Regions from separate parts of the Homo sapiens genome. Here regions 2, 3, 4 and 5 are each linked to region 1. A link is a loop called in an ENCODE intact Hi-C map of the cell type or tissue named here. Cell type or tissue: sigmoid colon. All regions are shown on one strand.

Region 1 (5,000 bases):
TATCTTTTAAATTCTAACATTTCTAACAAATGAACTGATCACAGAGAGAAAAGAGTAGGCTAGTCAATGCTAGGGAAATAAAGAATAACCCCTAAAGAAGCCCTTCCTGCCCCAAATCAAAAACATCAGATATGGGTAAATAGAAGGGGCTTTCCTAGGTTCTGGCAAATACATTCTCATGGGAATGTGACCTCATAGAATACATACACATTCACTATGACTCTTACATTTCCACTAACCTCTGGCAGGGCAGTAATTCAGGGTCTCTTGCGCTATGGTAGAACCCTTTGAGCTAATTTATTTCTGCCTCTCTCTGACATTGTAATGGCTCCATTCATAACAACTCTCTGCTGTGCGGTGCCAATGGAAACAGCTCATGCAAGGTTTATCATCCTAAGAAAATAATGGACATCAACTGTGAAGATGGTATTCATGGAAATATGCAGCTCCATGGAATTCCAAGCCAAGTAGCCTGTGTTGTGAAGGGCGCTCTTCTTGCCCACAAGCCTGCTTCCCTCCAGTTTCATTGCCCTGCCAGGATCTGCACCCTGAATTTCCAGCCTCAGTTTTTAGTCTTTCCCCGCTTGTCTATATCAGATCTTCTTACTGATACTTAATATTTAAAGTAACAAATGCAAAGTACTTATACTCACTTTTTGAAATGCTTTTAATAAAGGGCTGAAAGTAGATCCCCCTTTTCCATGGCCTCCAGGGAGTGGCTACATCCTTAGCTGTATGTTGGAAGCCCACACTGGGCACAGATATTTTCACAGCCATAACCAGTTATAGCTTTCAGCAAAGGGCAGATTTCACCAAGCTTTTCATTTCCCTTCTTTATTTTTAGGTGTCTTTTATATTGTTGAAAGACACCACTTGGCAGCAAGGTCCCATGAGTCAAGGCCAACTTGCCACATAGTTGAATACAGGCAAAAGTTTTTTTCTCACCAGACAGGAAATGTAACAGGGGTATGGAAATTATTATAAAACCATGCAGAAATACTCACAGTTTTGGTTTGGCAAGCAGAGGTGGTGGCTCCTTAGTGGGTGAAAGCAGGACAGCTGGTGTTGGAAGAGATTTATTACTGTTAGCTTTGCCGTTAATCAGTCCATTTACTCCACGGCTGGGATGGACTCCGTTCGTTTCCCTCTCAGCAGCATTGAATTGCATTTGAAGGGCTGCCCTGCTCAGGCCTAACTCAGGGTTGTTCACCTGCTGGATCTCAGATGGTTTCTTTGAAGCCAACTCCAAGGAACTTGTCTCCAAGATTGGAGGGGGAGGTGGAAAGTGTTGGAAGTGGTCATTGTTGGATTCTCCCATTGACTCGTAACTACAGTTTTCAGTGTTGGCTAAGGAAGGGGAAAGAGAGGAAAAACATAAGAAGATGCCACTAGTTCAACAAGTGATTTCACACTGTCAGAGTCTTCTGAGAATCCCTGTGTTGTGTGAAGTTGTTAAAGAAGAGGTGATTGTGCTGCTCTCATCTGACGCAGAAGCACTGCCAGCTGGAGGGCCTGGTTCTTTCAAGCTTGTTTTGAACGAGTGCTACCGTTTCATTTCCTGACTGAGCTCACATTTGGGGAACCCAGCTACCGAATCATAAAAATTCCAAACAAGAGCTAAAGATAGAACTTGGCAAAAAAAGTGACAACACAAACAGTATCAACCAACAATGCTTTGTCCTCTCACGTTTTGGTCCATGGGTCCGACTGAACATCCTAGCTGTCACTACTCAAATTGGCTCAAGCTGTAAAGGTTTTATGTGGATATTCATCTAAAGCTAGGGAAGGTAAACCTTGGAGTCCAAGTAAAATTTCATAATCTCATAAAAATATTTTTTTCCATATTAGGTGATTGCTCCAACTATAACTCAGTACGAAAGAGATTTTTATTTGTTGCCCTCAATAGGCTGAAAGCATCTTGAGATCACGTCTTTTTTAGATTCTGCACCTTGCCCACACAGCCCAGCAGAGCTCCTGGCATGCACTCAAAAATGCTTATTGAGGTAAACAAAAAGCTCAGAAATAAAATATTTGTTGATTATGTTTGACCTATAGCAGATTTACTGCAGAAACAAATGGAAAATATTACACACAAATTTTTGCCACTCAGACTTATAGAGCCCAGGGTTTTGGCCATATTGTTTAAACACTGCACTCCTGCTATGGCCATTTGATGGGACAGTGTTGAAGCCAACTCGGAATCAAAACGCTGGGGTCCTCTTTGCTCTGTAACTCTGATCCTGACACTTAGGTTTCTTTCAGCACTTACAGTAGTCATTCACAGAAACCATTTCCCACTTAAGATGACCCTCCCATTTCTTTTCTTAATGAAGATGAAAAAGCATTTACAGTTGCCACTCTAAGGTCCCTAAATAAGTTTTGGTTGTGTCTCTGCTGCCACCTAGCACCAAGTTCTTGCTCTTCTGAAGGAATCCAAGTACAATTCAGTTGTTCTCTCCAAGTCCGTATCATTTAACAAATGACCCATTTATTGATTCCCTACTATGTACATTATGTTCCAGGCTTGGTCAAAAACATATTTTAAAAATATCTTTAAGATGAATGGCAGAGATGAGGCAATTAAAGTAAGCTAATGCTCATTAGTAACTAGAAAACAGACAAATAAAAAGAAAAGAAAAGAAAAGAAAAAGAAAAAAAGCTGTTTCATATTGCCTTCCCTAGTGGTAAGTTTTTGAGTTTAGAAAATATCCATATATTTTTGAAAATTGACTTCAATAATACAATACATTGCTTTCTTTTTCATATTAGTTATATACTATCATTGATACAGACTATCAGTGAAATTTGAGTTTGAAGGCCTTTACAGCTTCTCTGAGTTTTATCTTGTATTACATTTTATACAAGAAGGCTTATCTTGTATTACCTTTTCAGAAGTTTCAACAGTGGATCAGACAATGGCTTATTTGTACAAGTATCTCCAGATCTCATGTGTTGGCACTGCTGAGAAAGTGACTGCACCTCTGATGCAGAGGTGGCTTTCCAATGTGAATATGATTCTAGGTTAGCGGGAGGATGTTAGGAAACCAGCTCCATCGTTTCCAAGACCAAGACTGCACGATTTTAAAGAAAGCCCCCTGTGTGTTCAGTTGCTACACGATCATTATCTTTTTGTTTGTCATCTCCACTTCACTCCTTCTTCTCCCCTCCCCTAAAGCCTTTGTTTCACGATGAACTTAGATTGTTAGGGTGACTCCTGGAGTGGCCAGATTCCTGAAGGCTGAGCTGAGCTCTCTTCCTGGGACAGTCGCTTTGTCCCTTCCTTCCTTCCTTCCTTCCTTCCTTCCTTCCTTCCTTCCCTCCCTCCCTCCCTCCCTCCCTTCCTTCCTTCCTTCCTTCCTTCCTTCCTTCCTTCCTTCCTTCCTTCCTTCCTTCCTTCCTTCCTTCCTTCCTTCCTTCCTTGATGGAGTCTGACTCTGTCACCCAGGCTGGAGTGCAGTGGGATGATCTTGGCTCACGGCCACATCCACCTTCTGGGTTCAAGTGATTCTCCTGCCTCAGCCTCCAGAGTAGCTGGGATTACAGGCACGCACCACCACACTCAGCTAATTTTTGTATTTTTGGTAGAGACAGGGTTTCACCATGTTAACCAGGCTGGTCTCGAACTCTTCACCTCAAGTGATCTGCCTGCCTCGGCCTCCCAAAGTGCTGGGATTACAGGTGTGAGCCACTGCACCTGGCCAGGACGGTGCCTTTCTGCTGTGGCCATCCACACTGGTGCTGGGGAACAGAACCCAGTCATTTTTTTTACTCCTCACATACCTGAGGTGACAACCAGCTGGGCAGTGCTGGTTGCTGATCCATAATCATTTCTTGCTGAACATGTAAAGATCCCTGCATCTTCAGGGAAAGTCTCAGCGATAACTAGGGTGCAAATCTCCTCTGGAAGTGAAGAGAACAGAATCATTCATCAGAGTTGAACCATGAAGTCACTTTTAAGAAGTGAGACCCTCCACCTTTCCACAACAAACAAATTAGGTTATGATTATTACAGATTCACTTTACAAAAGTGTTTACAATAGAATCTCTTTACATTTAATTTAGCAATTCTGCCTAGCAGAAAAAGCTTTGGAGGTAGACCCATTCTTTGTGATGTTGGACAAGAGCAGTCTCGGTGTCCTCATCTATAAAATGGGGATAATACATACCCAATGGGTTATCTGTGAAGATAAAACGAGATGTCTGCAAGTGTGCAGCTCTGTATTTTGCATGTAGGAGTTAAGCTGATTGCATGTCAGAGTTCTTTCTGTACATACAGCTACCTCTTATATCTGCTCAGCTGCAAACCAAGCAGTGGGGAAAATAAAGCTCTTCTGAAATGTTAACCACGGGGGAAAAAAGAACATGACCTGTATATGTTTGACCTGTAGACAACTATTCTGGAAGGTACTGTTAAGTGGCATGGCAGTGTTGTAGGGCATGAAAAGCCCAGACTCGAAACAGCTGCCAGGGCTTGAATGAGGGTCCTGCCACATCTTGCCTTTGTGACTTTGGTCAGTCTCCCTGAACTTCAGTGTTCTTCTCCGTAAAATGGAGACAATAATAGAAGCTACCTCACAGAGTTTGTATTAGTCATGCATGACACACAAAATTAACCACCACACGGTTATTGTGAGGGGGATGATGATGATGATGATGACGATAACAAGAGCTGACAGCTATATAACCCTTACTATACACTAGGTATTGTTACCAGCACTTAACATAGATTAAATCTAATCATCATGTCAATCTTATGAGTTATGTAAGTTTATTATTAGCCCATTTTATAGGTAGAAAATGGAAGCACAATAAGGTTAATTCACTTGCCCAAGGTCACACAGCTAATAAATACTAACATAGGGATTCAAAGCAAGCTGGGGTCCAGACTCCAAACCCTAACCACCACCTACTTTTGTGATATGACATACTGTGCTTAGGACATTGCCTGGCACAGAGCAAATGCTTCATAGCCAGTGTTAGCTGTTAACATTAAAAGGAAG
Region 2 (5,000 bases), 110 kb before region 1:
CTAGCTACACAAAACTTTGTGACTTATATTTGCTGGATAGGTAAACTCTGAAGCCTCAGTTCTTTCTGACTCTGGAATCCTGCCTCTTGCCTGTAAGCTTGTTCATCATCATCTTTTTTTGAAAGGCATTTATTATTGAAAAACACAAAATAAAGATGACAAAAAATCTACCTCTATGTATGTATAACACACTAGCACTATTTCACCATGTTCTTTTCTAGTCCTCAAAACATAGCTATACAGATAGTGTGTAATTTTACAAGGTAACTTTTCGTCATTATTGTATCATTTATCATAAACATTTTTTGCCTTCATAGGCTTAATCATTACCAGTTTTAATTGCTGCATAATATTGCATTGTTGAGATAAGAGAATATTCTGTGTATTTGACTTCTAAATTTTTTGTTTTGAAATTATAAAAAATATGCTATACTAAACATCTTCAGGCTTATACATTTCTTTTCCCATTTTGAGTTACTTCCTCAGGGCAAATACTGAGAAGTATGATTTTGAAGTCAAATACTCTTTTTACCACTATTTATTTATTTATTTGAGACAGGGTCTCACTCTGTTGTCCAGGCTGGAGTACATGGTATAATCATGGCTCACACAGTCTTGACCTCCTGGGCCCAAGCCATCCTCTCAAGCAGATAAGACTACAGGTGTGCACCGCCACGTCTGGCTTTTTCGAAATATTTTTTTGTAGAGATGGAGTCCCATTATATTGCCCAGCCTGGTCTCCAACTCCTGGGCTCAAGTGATCCTCCTGCCTCAGCCTCCCAAAGTGCTGGGATTACAGGCGTGAGCCAGCACACCCAGCCTTTTTTCCCTGCTCTTGACATCTATTGTTAAATTGCTTAAAAAAAAAAAAGTCAACTAGTGAAGCATTGGTAGGATGGAGCTTGGTCATTAAAATGACTATTCGTGGGCATAACACTGTGTCTCATTTTAATTTTTTCTTTGTTTGTGATAATAAACATTTTGTCATAAGCCTAACATTTTCTTGAAGCATGATCAAGGTAGCTTATTCAATAGAGTTTATATTTCAGTTTAAGTGGGGGGCAGGTTATTTTTGGAGCCAGAATACACTACATTGTAAGATCATCTACATGCCGTGGTCAATCTTTGTGTGTTCCCTATTTTGCACTCCAGTTTAGCTCTCTACCCAAACTCTTCTGGGCAGGTTCTGGTAGTTTCTGATTCAAGTGTGGGCTGTCCAATTTTGTATTTTGCATGAGAACAGAAGGATAGATTTGTTCAATTGCCAATCCTAGAGTTGCCAACAATTTAGTTATTGAGGGCTTTCAAAAGTCTTACCCAGGATGAATGTCTTCTATTTATTCCTAGTTGCAGACATAAGTAAATTGATTTCTTGGTTAATAGAAATAATTTCTCAATGTTGGTTTTGTAGGACAAAAAAAGGTTGTTTCAAATTATGTTTAGGAGTATCTGAAATTCTCCTTCCAAATCTTTGTTCTCTTCCACCCGTACTGCAAAAAAAGTATCAAAATAAGAGCAGCATTTATCCATAGGATCAGTGACATATTATTGGCCACTCTGGAGAGTTGGGGAGATGGTATTGAGAAGATTAAAACAAGTACTGACAGTTTCTTTGCGTAATTTGCCTCTTTTGACATCTTTTTCAGTAACTATCAACATATTTAAGTTAGACACTGTATCTAATGGACATTTAACTGGCTTGTTAAGAGGTAAGATTTTTCTCAAAGGATACAGTTATAATTCAGTGTTCAGGACATGTCTGAAAATGGGTTTCCAGATATTTCTGTTGGTTCTTGGAAACTTCCATCATCTTGGGCTAAAAGTTTCATGCATTACACATAAAGGGAATGTGATGGTGCGTCTAATGCACAACTTGCGTTTTTCTGTCTTTAACAAAAGCATGCTTATTATTGCCATTGCCACTGAAAGAGCTTCTAAACATCTCTTCAGACACATGTCTATAAAAAGCCAACAGAAAGGGATAGATACGATCTGTTTTTCTCACTCCAGCTGAAAGACCAGAGATACTTCTTTCCCTGTTTATTTTGTGGAACAAGTAAAACAAAAATCCTTTGCCCTTTCTTCTTTGCCTATTTTTACTCTCCGCAATTGCCTTGAGTCCCTGACACACTTCTATTCTGAAATACTTCAGCACTCACTTCCTTATTTGGTCGCTGGAACTGCTCTTTGTCTTGTTCAAACATTCTGCCAAGCTTGCAGCCTCCCTTCACCCCCGCCCCTTGCCCACGGCTCCCCCTTTTCTACACACACACACACACACACACACACACACACACACACACACACACACACACACACGGGGCTAGCTCCAACAGGTCACTCTGACTCAGCCTTCTCTGTAGCTCACTAGCCAATCCCCCATCAGTTATGCCCATTTAAGGAGTACCTTTTGGAAACCATAAAGGACCAGAGAGTTTTCAGCTGTTTAAAAAGACTGCTATGTTGCATCACTGGAAGTCACCGCAAAGCATGTATTTCACACAATTGCCCTCATCCTATGGCAGGGTATGTATTAAAAACAACCACCACCAAAAAAAACCCAAAAACAAAACTCCAGGCTGCTTAATTAGTGGTTACTTTATTCCTCAGTGTTTTGGCAGTTAGATTTGGCTGATAGAGGCAGAGTTCACTATCTGGTTAGTTGTCAATGTTCTCTAATCTATGATTCATGCCAAGCACTCCAATCTAATACTTAAAAAAAATATATATATATATATATATATATACACACATACACATATAACATAGGTCTAAGTAGATGTGCCAATAACACAAAGTAAAGCTCTGGGTTCCTAAGCGAAGAACACACATTTTCAATAAATGTTCCCTTTGCTCTCTTGTGTTGAAAACAAGCAGGCATTTGGAGTGCTGAAGGCTATTTTCTGGTTTCTCTGCTCAGATGTGAGTGAGGAAAGCACGGCTCTCTGCATTCCCTATTTAAGAAAGAGCTGTAATGGTCCCATCCAATAACACAGAGCAGTGTTTCCTTACATATAAACAACTGAGAAATTCCTTGGGCAAGCACATAGCCTTTTGGTTCCCGGAACAAAGCGGATGGTGGTATTCATTATGTCAAATAAACACATCATCCACACTCCAAAGGGAAACCTGAAACAATAAGCTGAACAAAGCAGTTTTCAAGGTTTTAATCCTCTTGCAATTAGCCCTTGTCTAACTCAACTGAAAAATTAAGAGTGAGCGATTTTCCCAGAAGAAAGTACCCTTAAGTGATTAAATATCCACAGTTTGTTCCCAATACTTGTTCTGAAAAAGAATTGGAGCTCGTTTTCAGAGGCAAGTAATCTAAACATACAGGATATCCTATCGCTTAGTATTATTTCTCATTTAGCCACCGAAAATGGTCTGTACCTTCCCTCGTCCACCGTGTTAATTCCTGCAGCCCTGTTACTGGGCAGGCATTGGGCTATCCGCTCCAACCAACCTTTATAGTTTCCACTTTGATCAGAATAAGCAGCAGATCAAATCCTATAGGAAGCACGTTCTCTCCCTGCCTTGTTACCATTCAGTCGATTTTGCATATTTGTGTTCACCATGGTGACCAATGTGGAAATAGTGTTTAGCTTATGAAATTCCCAAAGTGTATTTCCCTATTTTATGGAGGACAGTTTTAGACTGGCTTGGATGCATTCTTGTTGGAGGAAGACTCAAATCCTTCTTGGATATAGGCAAGGTGTAAGTGACAAATATACTTTCAACTATTTCCACCAGTTAGAATCTCAACGAGCCTGGATGTGCCTTACAAAGTGACTTGTGGGTTCAAACTTGTTTAGGTTTTAGAGCACATGGAAGTTGTGAATGTTTGCACACTATTACACTTCATTCTATTACAGGAGCACCAAGCAATTCTGCTAAAAGAAAATGATGCTAGTGTATGCCTGCAATATTGAAACAGTCACAAGCATATGTCCATGAGAAATGAAATCTGTCAAAGCCCTTCCAAGTTAATTTTAAAATGTTTACATTTGCTCATTCATCTTGTTCTTGAAAAGAAAAATGGCAGAGGTCACTAAAAGATTAAAATATTCGCCGGGCACAATGGCTCATGCCTATAATCCCAGCGCTTTGGGAGGCCGAGGCAGGTGGATCATTTGAGGTCAGGAGTTCAAGACCAGCCTGGCCAACATGGTGAAACCCCGTCTCTACTAAAAATACAAAAATTAGCAAGGCATGGTGGTACACAACTGTAATCCCAGCTACTTGGGAGGCTGAGGCAGGAGAATTGCTTGAACCCAGGAGGTGGAGGTTGCAGTGAGCCGAGGTCGCGTCACTGCACTACAGCCTGGGTGACAGAGCGAGACTGTGTCTCAAAACAAACAAACAAACAGAAAAGATTAAAATAGCCATTGTCTTTTAGGAGAAAAATTTTAAATTGAGAAAATTATAGACATTCGGGAAAGAGGGTCACTGTTCACTTTCAGCCCAGTGTCTTCAGAAGCATCACTGGAGAACTGTTGGAATCAAGAACCTAGTCCAAGACTTGGCTTAGAGACCTGCACTCTCCTGCCGTTTTTGCTGCAACGCAGTTATGTCGCTTTTGAGGAAGTAATTTCGTCCTATGAACCTTATTTTCCACATCTATAAAGTACAGACCTCATTTTAAATCAGAATTCCCAACATGGTTCGGTTTCATCCTAACAGAAATTATACAGTTGCTTAAGGCAGTCCATATAATCTATTAGTTAATGCATTTCCACCCTCATTGTCCCTGCACTGCTGGTAGATATATTTGATACATAAATTAAGGGATTCAGAATTTCAATTCTTAGTGCAAAAAAATCAGGAATTGGTAGATTGAAATGATTTCAAATAATTTCCCCAAATCTTAACTCCCAAACTTTCAGGACAGTTGGTTCTTATATTTTTGGTGTGTAGCCTTCACACTGATAATTTCCAAATTCAGCCAAAATTTTAGGCTTAGACTCAACCTTTCTCATTGTTTTCTTGGGATCAGTCTCAAA
Region 3 (5,000 bases), 170 kb before region 1:
ACATTAATTGCTTATATCTTCCTTTACTGAGCTTTCTTATCTGTTTTTCCACAAAGAAAAATAAGAGAAAATTAGAATTTGGACTAATTTATGTTTGTACATACATACATAGGTGGTGATGGGAACTGTAGGTTCTTTACCCAAATAGTTAGGTCCTGGAAGAGGACAATTTATAGCAATGGTGACACATGCATTATTTGGTGCCTTGTAGATAGCAGGTACAAATGCTTGCCTCCCTAGTTGGAATGAGCATCACAATCTACTACACAGTTTATATTGCATTCATCCTTGAAGGCTATGAAAATTAGATCCTGAACCTAGAGTTTGCTGTTAGGCCACCTCTGCCTCCTACTAAAATGAATGTGTCCAGCCTATCAAAGATTCTCTTCAACAAGCATGAGCTCCATGACATATTACATTGCAAATCTGACTTTTTGCAAATGTACGTGGCTGGAGACATGCCAATCTTAGCAGTCAGTGCTTGAAATTGAAACTTGAGGGGGAATAAGAAAACATTCCAGTGGGCAATTATTTACAACGATTAATATTTGAACATTTTTAACTTACAAAAATGGCAGTTTCATAGAGGCTATATGGTTTAAAAATACAGAGTACTTCATGACTTTGTGTGTCATCCTTGCACAGAGGCCATGCTAATCTTCTCTGTATCATTGCAATTTTAGTATTCACACTGCCAAAGCAAGCACTCAACATTATTTAAGTGAGATGGCAAAGACCCCCCCACATCCTAAAGGATGGTCCTTGATCACAAAGGCTAATAACCAAGTTGGGGAATAAGTTAAGGAGCAAACCATGTGGTACCAATTCTAGATGCAATGGGAATAAAAAAGAAACAGAAAACAGTGCTGGCTAGAATGACTGCAGAAGACTCCATGAAAGAGGCAAGTTATAAGCCCTTGAAAGATGACAAGGATGTAGACAAGTAGAGTGGAGAAGAAGAAGAAATTCAGAGTCAGCGTGAATAAAGAAACAGACGTGATAACCTGTTTTTTTGTTTGTTTGTTTTGTTTTAACCACTTAAAAGCTGTGTGGTTTGGGCTAGTGACCTAATGACCATATGTCTCAGTTTCCTCCTTTGTAAAATGTGGGTATTAACAGCTCGTATCTGATGCGATCACTGGGTAAACTACATGAACTAATGTGTACTAAACACTTAGAACAGCGCCTGGTGTAGTAAGAGTGGATCTGAAGTGGCAAACAGAAAATATTCAGCATGGAAGTAAGTCACAGAGACAAGATTGGCTGAGATAAACAGAATGGAAGAGGGGAAGGAGTTTAAAAAGATGCCAAGAATTCTTGACCAGAATTTACAAGAATGTGCAAATAACCCTTACTGATTGCCTTCTCAGTGTTCAACTCTGTTCTAGGTGCTAGAAATACAATGTTGAACTAGGTCACAATAGTTAGAAAAATTGTATTTTTATGGTGGATATGGCAGAAAGAGATAAGAGAAAAGAATGGAAGGCAAGACATATCAGGAGGTGGTAAACGCAATGAAAGGACAGAAGTATGAGCAGATGACTGTATCAGACAGTGTGGTCCATCAGACTTCTGAGGAGGTGACTCTACAGTGGTGGCCTAAACCATAGGAAGTGGCTGGCTATGTGAGACCTACAGGGAGAGCTTGGCAGTGCAGAGGTCCTGTGACCAGAACCAGCCTGGCAGGGCCAACGGATGGGCACTGTGAACCCTGAGGAAAGAGGTATGGAATACAGTTTTCTCACACTTATTCTAATATGGAACCTCTTCTCTTTTTCAGAGCATCTCACTGGACTAACGTAATTCAGAAACACTTTACGAAATTAAAAGTTGAGGACAGGGTTTAGGGGTAGCATGCAAGGTGAGAGTTAGAAATAAAAGTGGAGTATTTTGAAAGGGGAGGCATGAGGAAAGAAAAGCAGTTATAAGTTTTGAGGCAAAAATTTGGCAACTGAGTTTGTTTTCCTATAAAACTAATGCTATGTTAGAGTTTAATGTAAGATGGTTGTAGTTCTGCTCCCTGAAGTGGCACCTTCTTTTGATAAATGAAGAGTAGCAACTCATTAGGAAATAAAAAGAGTGGTGACAAAGACATGATCTCCTTTTTTTTTTTGATGGTTTGCACAATTAAAAAAAAATAAAATAGTATTCAAAGTTAGTAGTTACCAAAACCAGAACTCTTCACAAAAATCCATACTCAGAGGCAAACCTTAACCAATAAACAATTTGTAACAGGCCTCCTGCACTAAATACTTCATTGTATACACACTCAGCCCAACTGTACAAAAAACATTACTGATCTGTTTACTCTGGCTTTAACAGTAAGTCATTTGTCATTTAAAAACAATATTCATGTGGTTGGGATAAAAACATCTCAAACATATACACAAGCATCTGGAAGGTAAAATTTTCCAGATTCAATCACCACCAAATCCCAAGAGGTCTCTTTTTTTGGCTACTGAATAATCTTGAAAGCATCCTTCCCTTGATATGCTATTGCAGGTCAATTCTGTGAGCAGATTTCAGAAACTCAAATTTCCAGAGCACAATATTGATTAAAGAGATAAGGTACCAGAATCAACCAGAGAATTTAACTATTACAAGTCCTCTTATTCTACTCTTCTCACATTCAGTGAAATCTGATGGTAACTAAATTCCACAAAATTTCAGAGTGAGCAAACTCATTAACATGTTGGCATTTAAATATCACTTATATTCAAGAATGTAATGTATTAATATATAAAAGAGCCCAAGATATACAAACTGAGCTTTTGTATATCAATTCTGTTTTCCTTTTACTGAATTTTACGGTAAAGCAAAGGCTGTTAAAGTACAAAAAATGGGTAACTTAAGCTCATATTTAAAGGAAAATAGATAACTTTATTGTAATATCAAATTCTCCTCATATTATATTTTGGGTTCTTTAAAAAAGAAAATGACAAAGGCACGTGGGTTACTTTTTTTTTTTTTTTTGAGACAGAGTTTTGCTCTGTCACCAGGCTGGAATGCAATGGCGCAATCTCAGCTCACTGCAACCTCACCCACTGTGTTCAAGCGATTCCCCTGCCTCAGCCCTCCCAAGTAGCTGGGACTACAGGTGCACACCACCATGCCCGGCTAATTTTTTGTATTTTAGTAGAGATGGTGTTTCACCATGTTGGCCAGGATGATCTCGATCTCCTGACCTCGTGATCCACTGGCTTCGGGTTACTTCTGTTCATTCATTCTGTACAACTTGGTACACAGCCGTACAGGTCTGATTTTGAGCTGCCCCAGGGGCAGAGACATTTCAACAGAATAACCCAGTCGCAGCAGATCCTGGAGGCCTTGCCTACTAATTTGTTGGTAAATACTTGTCCAGGATTGGATACAACTTGATAAGATACTGGACCCTAATGAGCCCAGTAATAACACCTCCAACCCCTTCAGGTCAGAGAATGAAAAGCCCCCCACTATCTGTTTCCTGAAAAATAGGAGAAAGATAGGTAGATGAGATGTCTGCAAAGTACATTGCGGCTTGTATCTGTTGGATTCTTTTTCACTGGTTACTATCTAACCACAGTCTTGACTTGAAAACTGGTGAAAATGCCCTGTGTCATGAATCTTAAAGTACAGTTAAATTTGTTACAAAGTTTTCCTTGACTCGGGGATTCTGATTTGCTGCTTCTACAACAGCTTTCTTTAATCAAGAAATGTTAGACATTAGAGTTATTTGAGATGAACCTAAGTCACGCTATGCTCTCCTTGCTCAGGCATTTCTTCCAGAACCCTGGGAAATCCCGTCACCTCTTGAGTAACGATGATAGTGTCCCCACCTACCCGTTTCCTATGAGGGAGAAAGAGAGCGACAATGAGATAATGTCCATAAGGAGCTGTGGGCCTATATAATAAAAGCTGTCATTAATACATCTGTATAAAAGCTCTTATTGACACATGCTCTTCTTTGTGACAAACATGGGGCAACATTTCAAACCAAAGCCCTGCTTATATAAAAGAGGTAGTTAAGAGCATACAACATTGTGGCACTGTGGCTATGTGGCACTCCCTTATGAGCACAGATTCCAAGAATGTGAAGATGGCAAAAGAAACAGTGCCAGTCTGGTTCCAGGGATGGGTCTGATCTGATTCACCCTTCAGACTTAGTATGGCCACTCAGAGACCAGCAGAGCAGAACTGCCACACTATGCCTGTCGGCACTGCCAAATCTTCTGGGTTTCTTCTGTGTCTTAGGGCTGATTTACTATGTGGAGAAACATGGTTACAGCAATGGAGGCTGTAACACCAACTTACCAGCAATAGTGAGGGGAATAGAATACATTAATTTTATAAAAGTGCAAACAGATTTCTCTCTAAGGCATGCTCTCCTTACTGCCTCCATCTAAAAGAGTTTGTCAACTTAATATTTGTATCTGTTGACAGCTTTGTGCAGGGCAATATTTTGCCAGTGACCCCAGTAAATTTGGGGAAGATGTAGCATAAAGGAAGAAAGGCATTTGAGGAACTGTATGTATAGAAGTTCCCCAGACCGCAGTCAACCTCTCTCCGGCTCACAGAACAGCATGCAGTTGGTTGACTGCGGTCTGGGGAACTTCTATACATACAGTTCCTCAAATGCCTTTCTTCCCCAGATTTACTGTCTTTTGCCTCGGCTTTGTGGTTTATCACTGACATCCATGACCTTTGTTCCCTGCTTTGACCTCTGCTACCCAAACATATGAAAAACAGAACCTTATCTCCACAGACTGTTTAGAAACTTAGTACTTACTAACCTTCCTGTCTACAGATGAAAATAAGAACAGTGTGAAACAAACAGAATAAAACAGCAAGTATACAAGTATGATTAAGCAAACTAAGAGAGACTGGACACAGTGGCTCAGGCCTGTAATCCCAGCACTTTGAGAGGCCAAGGCAGGCGGATCACCTGAGGTCAGAAGTTTGAAACCAGCCTGGCCATCATGGTGAAACCCCATCTCTACTAAAAATACAAAAACTAGACGGAC
Region 4 (5,000 bases), 210 kb before region 1:
CACTGCCTGACCTGTTTGGAGGTCATCAGAAGTGGTGTGGAGGAAGAGGGAGTGGACATCTTTGGTCAGGCTCCTTGTTGTTCCCACATCTAGAAACAAAGCGGCACTGCTTGTTCCTACTTTACCAGGTTAGATCCTAGATAAGCCATCTACTGACTGAAGCCACAGTATGTTTAGTAGGAGAGATGCCCAAAGCACGCGTACTCTCAAACCACGTGATTCACAGTGAACCTACCCAGTGGATAGTTACTCATGCTAGGGCAAAGAGAATGCCCCTTGTACCTTTTTTCTAACCCCAGTTCTCCTGGCTAAGTAAAGACAGCATGATCTCAGGAGCTGAAGGTCACCACCAGCAGGTCACAATGTAACTAGATCTGTACTCTCAGCACACATGAAAATAGTGATGCTTGTTGCTATGGGAGTGGAATTAGTTATTTTCCTGAAAATTTAGTACCAGTTAAGGATAATCAGTGTCTAGGAATGTTCCTCAGGGGCTAAAAGGGGAGGGGGCTTTTTGGAGGAAAAGCAAGCTGCTGCTTTAGTGTTTGGCTTATCGTCAGGATTTTTTCCCCTTTCAAAGCTTAAATACACTAACTTTTTTTTTTTCCTGATCTATCTGTACATGTGGCAAGGTTTTTCACTTTTTTTTTTTTTTTAAGACAGTCTTGCTCCTTGCCCAGGCTGGAGTGCAGTGGGCACAATCTCAGCTTACTGCAACCTCCGCCTCCCGGGTTCAAGCAATTCTCTTGCCTCAGCCTCCTGAGTAGCTGGGATTACAGGCGCCTGCCACCATGCCTGGCTGATTTTTTTGTATTTTAGTAGAGACGGGGTTTCACCATGTTGGCCAGGCTGGTCTCGGATTCCTGACCTCAGGTGATCCACCTGCCTCGGCCTCCCAAAGTTTTAGGATTACAGGCGTGACCCACGTGCCTGGCCGATTTTTCACATTTTCTTTATCCAGGTCAGATCATCATAGTGAAATCAATAGGCAGTTTACTTTTTGTTTCCAATATTCTTTTAATGGCAGGCGTTTTAAGGACAGTTATGTGCCAGTCCAGTGAAAGACAGTACTGTTATTTCTTTCTTAAATATGATTAAAAATAGAGATAACCAGTATGGTAAGTGTGTATATACCCATCATTTAGTCACTCTCTTATTTTTTATATTTAAAAATAAATTCCAGATTTTATATACCATTACCCCCATATAGCTCAGTATGCATTTCTAAAAACAAGACTTTTCCATAATCACAATTCCATTTTACACGTAAAATTAATAATTCTTTGGTATAATCTAATTATCTATTTAAAATAAAATTTCCCTGGTTAACTCAAAACGTTATTTTACAAGTGGTCTGTATGAATTTTTTTAAGTGTTTTTTAATTGATAAAAATTGTATGTAATTCTGCACATTATTTTGAAATATGTATGTGTTGTGGAATACCTAAACTGAGCTGATTAACATATGTATGACTTCATTTTTTTTTGTAGTAAGAACACTTAAAACCTACTCTTAGCAATTTTCAAGTATATAGTACATCGTTATTAACTATAGTCACCATGTTGTACAACAGATCTCTTGAACTTATTCTTCCTGTCTGAAATTTTATATGCTTTGACTAACATTTCCCCAACTTTCCCTCTCCCCGTCTAGCCCGTGGTAATCACCATTCTATTCTCTACTATGAGTTCAACTTTTTTATATTGCACATATAAGTAAGATCCTGTAGTATTTATCTTTCTGTGCCTGGCCTATTTCACTTAACATTATGTCCTCCAGGTTCATCCATGTTGTCACAATGACAGGATTATAATTTTCCACTGTGTGTGTATGTATGTATATATATATATATCTCATATTTTCTTTATTCATTCATCTGTTGACACTTAGGCTGATCCCGTATCCTGGCTATTATGAATAGTGCTGCAATGAACATGGGAATGCAGATATTGCTACTGATTTCATTTTCTTTTCTTTTTTTTTTTTTGTGGGGGAGACGGGGAGTCTTGTTCTGTTGCCCAGGTTGGAATGCAGTGATGCAACCTCTGCCTCCCAGGTTCAAGTGATTCCCCTGCCTCAGCCCCCTGAGTAGCTGGGACTACAGATGCATGCCACCACACCTGGCTAATTTTAGCATTTTTAGTAGAGATGGGGTTTCACCATGTTGGTCAGGCTGGTCTCAAACTCCTGACCTCGTGATCCGCCCGCCTCAGCCTCCCAAAGTGCTGGGATTACAGGCGTGTGCCACTGTGCCCAGCCTCTGATTTCATTTTCCTCGGATATATAAGCACTAGTAGAATTAACTGGATCATATGGTAGCTGTACTGTATAATTCTTAATTATAGACCAAAAATGAATACACACTCATATATATATAAAATATATACAGACTGAAACACAATTTGTGTATTTATACTGTAAAAAATAAATAATGATCCTAAGAAATAAAATATTTTTGTTATATTTATTCTTTTTATACATTTCTATAATCCCAGATTTACTTTCTGAAGAAACAATGCCCAAATCCTCTAAGCAGCCTATATTTGTGTTCTCATATTCCATACAGAACCAGCAGAGGGAGCCCAAATAACTTTTTAAAACCTTATCCATATTTAAGAGTTAAACTAAATTTAAGATCAGTAAACAGGGGGCAAAAAAGAAATCAAACAAAAAATTTTAGAGCAGTGTTTCTTAAATATTTTTTCCCTAAACTCCTTTGAGAAATGGATGAACGTTATCTTACACACATAATTTTGTAGGTAATTTCAGAGTTCAAACACCTAATGAAGCCTGCCTACCCAAGGACCTTGGGTTAAAAAGCCTTGCTGTAGGCCGGGTGTGGTGGCTCATGCCTGTAATCCCAGCACTTTGGAAGGCCGAGGAGGGCGGATCACGAGGTCAGGAGTTTGAGACCAGCCTGGCCAATATGGTGAAACCCCGTCTGTACTAAAGATACAAAAAATTAACTGGGCGTGGTGGTGCGTGCCTGTACTTCCAGCTACTCAGGAGGCAGAGGCAGGAGAATCACTTGAACCTGGGAGGTGGAAGCTGCAGTGAGCTGAGATCACACCACTGCACTCCAGCCTGGGCAACAGAGGGAGACTCCGTCTCAAAAAAAAAAAAAAAAACCCCAAAAAAACAAAAAGCCCTGCTGCAAAACAGATGAAAGAAAGATGTCCCTCTAACTTATCTTAGAATTAGAAAATGGGGGCGGGGCACTGTGGCTCACACCTGTAATCCCAGCACTTTGGGAGGCTGAGGTGGGCGGATCATGAAGTCAGGAGTTTGAGACCAGCCTGACCAACATGGTGAAACCCCATCTCTACTAAAAATACAAAAATTAGCTGGGCCTGGTGGCACATGCCTGTAATCGCAGCTACTCAGGAGGCTGAGGCAGGAGACCCAGGAGGCAGAGGTTGCAGCGAGCCGAGATTGCACCACTGCACTCCAGCCTGGTGACAGAGTGAGACTCTGTCTCAAAAAAAAAAAAAAAGAATTAGAAAATGGGAGGAATAAAAGTCAGAGTAGATATATGGATACAAAATTTGTATGAAAAAAGAATGAAGACATGGTAGATTTATCATATTTATTATTTCAACATTTAAAGGGATAAATAAAACCTCCTGATGACTTTCTAGAGTAATGTCATGTAGGGTTCTGAGTAAAGAACATATTTAATTTAGATTTAAAGAATCATAGTAAACAATATATAAATATCCGACGTATTTCACTTTTTCCCCCCCTTAAGCTAGAATCATTTCATTTTTTGAGACAGGGTCTTGCTCTGTCACCCAGGCTGGAATTCAGTGGCTCGATCATAGCTCACATAGCTTCAGCTCCTAGGCTCAAGCAGTCCTTCCAACTCAGCCTCCCAAGTAGATGGGACTATAGGCACACGCCACCACGCCTGGCTAACTTTTGTATTTTTGGTAGAGATGGGTTTCTCCATATTACCCAGGCTGGTCTTGAACTCCTGGGATCAAGCGATCTGCCCGGCTTTGGACTCTAAAGTGCTGGGATTATAGGTGTGAGCCACTGTGCCCAGCTCTCATTTTATACTTTATGTAATTTCCCCAAAAGGAACTATAGAGAAATGGCAAGTGAGGGAGAAGTGGGGCAATAGGATATGCAAGCAATAACAAAATCTTACTTTGCAGTCCATTCTGCAGAGTTTTCCTTCTTGAACAGTCAGATCTCCAGGAGCCTGCAAGAAGTGAGGTCTGAAGAATCGCTCCTGAATTGGTTCATTTTCGTCTCCACTGTCCCTTGATCTAGAACGAGGCCTTGAAACAAGAAAGATGACAGATAGATAGAAATATAGATAGTAGTTACTTCCAGACTTTTAGTCATCTGTTTTCTTAAAATACATGGGGTAATAATATGATTTCCTTATCTGATCCCTACAGCTAAGATTTACACATTAAAAAATCAGAAAAGCAAACTCTTGTTTAGTTTGGAAGTTTACTATAAATTTAATTGTCTGCCAATTGCAGGCTACTATAAATCATAAAAGGGGAAATGGAAAAAAATGGGGTATTACATATTAACATATTTTTCCTAAATATTTTTAAATATTTATGAAAAGTAGCATTATTGCTCATTTATTACCAAATCTTTTTCAACAGAAGTTACTAGAACTTTACACTGTGATTTTTAAATTTGTAGGAAATTAAAAGTTCTGATAAAAATTCAATATATTTTTAATTAAAATTCCTTTTCATATTAAGCAGGAAAACAAATTACATTTTTAGGCAAGTTTTCTTTTGCATTAGTTATCCATATGCCTAGAGGCATTATTTTTTGCTTTAAAAAATGAGATTGTACAAATCTCCCAGATTCTGTGCATCTCTGTCACTTTTAAAGGTTGCCAGAGAAACCTTTAAGAGGAATACAGTTGAAAGTAATCGCAGGGAAGACTTAAAAGATGTTGAATACAAATTCTGTCAGTAGTGACTAGAAGATAAGTTTAAAAACACTTAACTAGGAAAAGCAAGAGTGG
Region 5 (5,000 bases), 210 kb before region 1:
TGATTTAATATAAAAACATTTGCAAAGACAAGGCATTTACTTGGATTTCTTTGTCATCTCTTCTTCTTTCATCCTTACATATTGCACTTGGTTCACTGTATCTGTCTGAATACACTGTGCTTCAGAATCATTGTAGTACTGTTTGTGGTACAACTCCCTCATTAAACATTTCACACTATCAGGCTACACAGCACCTATATCTTGTGTTTAAAGGCACTTGTAGATAATACAAATTGTAGTTACCTGTGAACAATTGATTTCCTTTAGTATTTTGGCATTTTGATCACTTTAATCACAGCAATTCCAAAGTTTTAAATTGGACAGTAAATGTGTATTTTCTGTGCAATGTGTATATTTGTATTAGCATTATCTACTTAAACTAAGTTTGGTATATCAAGTAAGAAAAATATTATTTTGGTGTTTTTTTTTTAATTTCTTATAGTCAAAGGTATGTTTCTGCCTTTTACATAATGTGACAAAGGAATATGTTGGTCAAGGCAATGGCTGTTTCAGTGTTTCAGCTTTAACAAGAATGCTGGATTACAGGTCCTCACTTTCTACCAAGGCAGTATTCAGTGTCAGGTGAGATGGGTTGGCCTCAGGTTGGAACGCTGCTTTGATGTCTAGTCCCTGGTCCGAAAGTGCTGCATAGCGACTGGCTGAGGGCCGTACTTTTTTTGGCTTGGTGCTCTGTGACTGCTGATGCCACTGGGCTACAAAGAAAAAGAGTAAATTAAGATTTTTAATCAAGATATACTTGGAAAGCCTTTAGATATTTCAAATAAATACAGAATGTCTAGATAGATGCAAGGCACCTGAACACATCCATGGTAGAAACATGGAAAATTTAGGAACACTTTTGCATTTTACTCACATGTTGCAGATTTACTGTCTATACAGGATAGTGGGAATAAAGCAGCTAGATTACAAAGGTCAAGTGTAGTTTATCTTTTTTTTTTTTAAGTAAACACTGCAGCACAGGGAATCCTTTGGAATAGCTGATAAGCTTCCTAATTCTCATCCCCCCTCTCCTTTTAAAAAATATTTTCTCTAAAATAATTATAGCACTTAGGAATTCTGCTGGATGTGGATGCTTTAACACTAATCAACTGAAAGGAATCGTACAGTAGGGAAGGTTGAGGCCACACATTTCTTGATGACCCTCACATAGTTATTTCAAGAAGAGGCAAAATCTGAAATAAATTCTTAAATAAATTCTTAATTTTTTTCTAGTGTTTTTTTTATGTCAATGGATAACATAATGCTGATTGTACTAGACTGTAAATTCAATAGGAATAATTTTCTTTAAATTTGGGATGCATGTACACAAATATACAAACACAAGTCTACTGCTGGCTGCTTAAGATATATTAATGAGAAAAGCACTAAGCCACAAAAGTACGCATTCCAGGATCAATGGAACACACGTTTAGAGTGCATTAGGACACTGCGATAGAATATAGGAAGAAATGTTAAAAGGCAGTCATTTGCAGAACACAGTAACAAGAACATGTGAAAAACATGGTTATGCCTTTGCCTACTGTTAACTCCTAAGGATGCTTGAGTAAGGAAGCCACAACTAACTAGCCAATGTAAGAGAAATCAACATGCATATTTTGCTAATAATTCAAAGTTCCTGAATGATACTTGGGTATTTGTTCTCCTGGTGTGGTTCACTATTAATGTCGAGAAACTACAAATAGAAAGAGAGAGAGAGCAATATGAATTTTTTTGACAAATAAAACACAATAGTTGTTTATAAAGAGTAATGTGATTTGCTGTCCAGATGTCTAATTTTTCATAATTTAATGAGTAAACGCAATGAAATGAGATGAAGTGGCACTCACTGTAAACGTCCAGCCTGGCAGTACAGGACACAATCCCTGCTTCATTCTTGGCTGACACAGTATACCACCCAGCATCTTCTTTTGTGGCTCCCTGAATGAGCAGGCAGATGTAGCCGTGGTTGTCCTGGTGCATGCTGGAGAAAAGGATAAAGTCATTAGGGTTCTAAATTTTTTAAAAGTGGCTTTGGACATGAAGCATCATTTTTAATTAGATCATTAGAAACAGAATTGTGCAAGTAGCTGATAATAGGGTCATACTTATTCTGTAGAGATTACTAGCTCCATTAAAGTTAATGGGAGAAAGAACAGACGTCAAGAGTTGAATACATCTGTGTGCTTAATTCCTAGTTGAGGATCTGCCTTTACAAAAACCACTGAATAGTCTTTTATCACTAAAGCAAATGAATTCATCTTTTCTTTTAGATAGAATGATAAACACTTTTAAGAAATCACCATTAGATCAAACACCCATAGCTTCCTTCTAAAAGCTTAATCCTACATTGGGTAACGCATGGTTTTTGTCTTTGATTGATTTCATCAAAAATCAAAACATCTATGTGGCTTTTACACATAGATTTCCATGCTATATAAAATGTATCTTTTGATACATCATTAGGACTGAACAGTTAAGGATCAGGTTCTCATTGTGCAGTCTTACCTCACTCGGTCAGTGCTGTGAGTGAGTGATTCATTTTCTTTCTTCCAAAATATCTGAGGTGGTGGCACTCCCAATACACGACATTCCAGCCGCACTGGGTACCCATCAGCAACTCCTGTGTTTTGGAGCTTCTCAATAAACACAGGGGGTTTGTGTGCTTCTTTAGCTAAGAAAACATGAGATGAATTCTCTATCAATGATATACAAAAGGAGCACTAGAAAGAATTCAGAAGGCTTTTGGAATATTGCTTGAATAGATCTTTTATGATACCATTTTTTACTCCAGGTGGTAAGATGCTAGTCCCCTCTCCAAATTATTCTTTTACCAAGCAAAGGTCTGTATACTTCATTCCGCTCATTTATTTCCTCAATTAATTCAAGTCTGATAGGCTCACACTGTCCACTGGCCATCTGCTTCACAGAATGCCTGTCTGACCAGCTGTGGGAGACTCCTAAGTCATTGCTAGCATCTGTGATGGCTTCACTACTAGTGATTATGTTACCGATCATTCACAGCCTCAACCAACTACTGCCACCTAGTGGTGCTGAGGACAAGTATTTCTAGGAATTTGACCACTTAGATTCCCTCACTGCCGTTTGCCATGTTTGCCATGAATATTCTGAATATTTGTAACTCTTAAGTGAGACATGCCATAGAATTTAAAGGGGGCAATTTAAAGGGGAGGCATCTTTATCTAAATTTGGCAGCTTTAAATAGTTACCTGTAAACTAGGAATGTATATCCTATAAATTACAAATTCCACTTTGTATTCTTTGAAGGTTATAAAAAAGCTTTATTATAACCTTGAAGGAAGGAACCCATTAAAAAAAAAAGACAACTTTAGTACTATTCTGAAAAATTCAGGACTGATTGTTAATAACACTCTGAATAATACCATCCAATGGGAAATTGTTTTCTTGGATCAGTTGTAGTAGTGGTGGAAAGTACTTCAGAGAATGAATAAGGTTTACTTATTTTCTTTTGAACTACCAACAATGAATCTGAGAATGCATTCCTTTTCCACCACTACTCCCTCATCTGGAGTGACAGATATATCACAGCAAAGCAGCTAGGAAAGAGCTCAAAAAGGATGAAAATTCTACCTGAACTTTTCAAATGCTTAATACTCTCCAACACCACGAGTTAGTTAGAAGGTTGGATTTTTATTGAATTTTACATGGTTGCCCATCCTAGGCTATTCTGGGAGAAGTGGGAACAGAAGCTCACTTTGTATTCTTTCTGGGGCTCCAGTTTTGCAAAGAACATAAAATGTATAAAACAAGTCTTAATGTCATAGCAACTCATCAGTAAGAATAACATCTACCACTTTGCAGCATTGCTGTGCAGGGTACTAGTTATGCAGAGCTTCATACACATTTTTATGATTTAATCCTTAGGAAAGCACTGTGAGGCATTATATTCCCATTTTATATATGGAGAAACTAAGTCGCAGAGATAGCTATTTGCCAAATGTCACACTAGTAAAATCGACAAGAGCCGGGACTGGAGCAGATCTGACCCCAAAGACTTTGCTTCCAATTACTGTGCATCACCGTCTTCTGACAGGAGTGCCAGCTGATGCGCACTGAGGTATCTATGTGATCAAAAGGCATATTTAACAGCAGAAAAGTGAAGTTTTAGTTTGAGGTTAGAGGAATGAAATCAATTGTAGCATGTAAGAATATAGAGTACTTTGTACAAAACTTGAAAGCATGGCTAACCTGTAGCACCACAGTCCACATATTTACCACATTTTTATGTGAAAACATCTTGGTACCATTATCAGAATCATAATCCAAGAGTTTTGTCAAGACTTCTTGGGTTTTATTCTCATTGCTACTCTATTTCTTGAAAGAGCTCAGTGACGTAGTGTGTTTAGAAGAGCACTAGGAGTCTTGTGTTAAATCTAATCATCAGCTTACTAAGTGGGACCCTGGAAAATTCAGAGAAGATTTGCTCTGATTATCTCATAAGGCTCATGTGAGGGCCAACTGATACATAATGTACATGAAGCACTTTGCATAAAGAGGTAGAAGAAATAAATGTTTTGTTATGTTCTTTCTTAAAAGAGATCAGGTACTCAACACCTAACTCTTAAGGATGGTATAAAAACCTTTCCATAAATGTGTTTTCCTTTTAGGCTTCTCAAAGCATAAGACTTCATGTAACAGCACTTTTACAGAATTTACCTACACAATAATCAGTGAAAAAGCAAATCTGAGTGTAGTTTGACAATGACTATGAGGGTAGATGACAGTGTTGTTTTAAAAACCAGGTGTGTGTGTGTGTGTGTGTGTGTGTGTGTGTGTGTGTGTGTATATATATATATATATAAATATAAAACTTTATATATAAGCAAATTCTTTGGTTCTTGGAGTCCATGCTGCTGTTACTATTTCTCTATGTAACACTAGGGGCCACTATACACACAGGAGGTCGAATGACCCAAAAGAGCTAATAAAATCTTTTTCTCTCTTTGCCAGGTTAGTGGGAG

The links. Peaks named below come from ENCODE experiments on the same cell type or tissue, not always from the same donor. Only the 100,000 strongest peaks of a DNase experiment are listed, where the experiment ranks them.
Region 2: it touches region 1 in a loop (5-fold over the local background); 19 of 110 quality-filtered maps call a loop at or near these places.
Region 3: a loop joins it to region 1, with 3 times the contacts of the local background. A loop is called at or near these places in 9 of 110 quality-filtered maps.
Region 4: a loop joins it to region 1, with 9 times the contacts of the local background. A loop is called at or near these places in 87 of 110 quality-filtered maps.
Region 5: it touches region 1 in a loop (6-fold over the local background); 86 of 110 quality-filtered maps call a loop at or near these places.

What each region holds. Positions count from the first base shown.
Region 1 is chr4:168,707,928-168,712,927 of GRCh38, reverse strand. PALLD (palladin, cytoskeletal associated protein) reads right to left here. Exons shown (of 22, transcript NM_001166108.2): 9 at 3,781-3,900; 10 at 1,005-1,347. Among named protein-coding and RNA genes, the nearest start is that of PALLD-AS1, 62 kb to the right of the region's middle. In sigmoid colon, a CTCF peak has its summit at 2,417; DNase peaks (open chromatin) are centred at 917, 1,155, 1,517, 2,387 and 1 weaker place; H3K27ac peaks cover 549 bases.
Region 2 is chr4:168,814,137-168,819,136 of GRCh38, reverse strand. All of the region lies in intron 10 of PALLD (palladin, cytoskeletal associated protein), which reads right to left. Among named protein-coding and RNA genes, the nearest start is that of PALLD-AS1, 170 kb to the right of the region's middle. RefSeq lists enhancers at 1,997-2,632, 2,633-3,267. In sigmoid colon, no CTCF peak of the experiment used is centred here; DNase peaks (open chromatin) are centred at 2,256 and 2,965; H3K4me3 peaks cover 1,710 bases; H3K27ac peaks cover 1,461 bases.
Region 3 is chr4:168,881,062-168,886,061 of GRCh38, reverse strand. All of the region lies in intron 10 of PALLD (palladin, cytoskeletal associated protein), which reads right to left. It also overlaps the pseudogene RNU6-853P. Among named protein-coding and RNA genes, the nearest start is that of CBR4, 130 kb to the left of the region's middle. RefSeq lists an enhancer at 4,626-4,875. In sigmoid colon, no CTCF peak of the experiment used is centred here; a DNase peak (open chromatin) is centred at 3,041.
Region 4 is chr4:168,915,179-168,920,178 of GRCh38, reverse strand. It overlaps PALLD (palladin, cytoskeletal associated protein), which reads right to left. Exons shown (of 22, transcript NM_001166108.2): 17 at 4,152-4,284. It also overlaps a transcript of CBR4 not described here. Among named protein-coding and RNA genes, the nearest start is that of CBR4, 93 kb to the left of the region's middle. In sigmoid colon, a CTCF peak has its summit at 2,579 (motif pointing right); a DNase peak (open chromatin) is centred at 2,893.
Region 5 is chr4:168,921,926-168,926,925 of GRCh38, reverse strand. PALLD (palladin, cytoskeletal associated protein) reads right to left here. Exons shown (of 22, transcript NM_001166108.2): 19 at 2,506-2,671; 20 at 1,848-1,981; 21 at 1,648-1,693; 22 at 1-713. The coding sequence ends at 1,680. It also overlaps a transcript of CBR4 not described here. Among named protein-coding and RNA genes, the nearest start is that of CBR4, 86 kb to the left of the region's middle. In sigmoid colon, CTCF peaks have their summits at 2,835, 3,034 (motif pointing left), 4,733 and 4,932 (motif pointing right); a DNase peak (open chromatin) is centred at 3,018.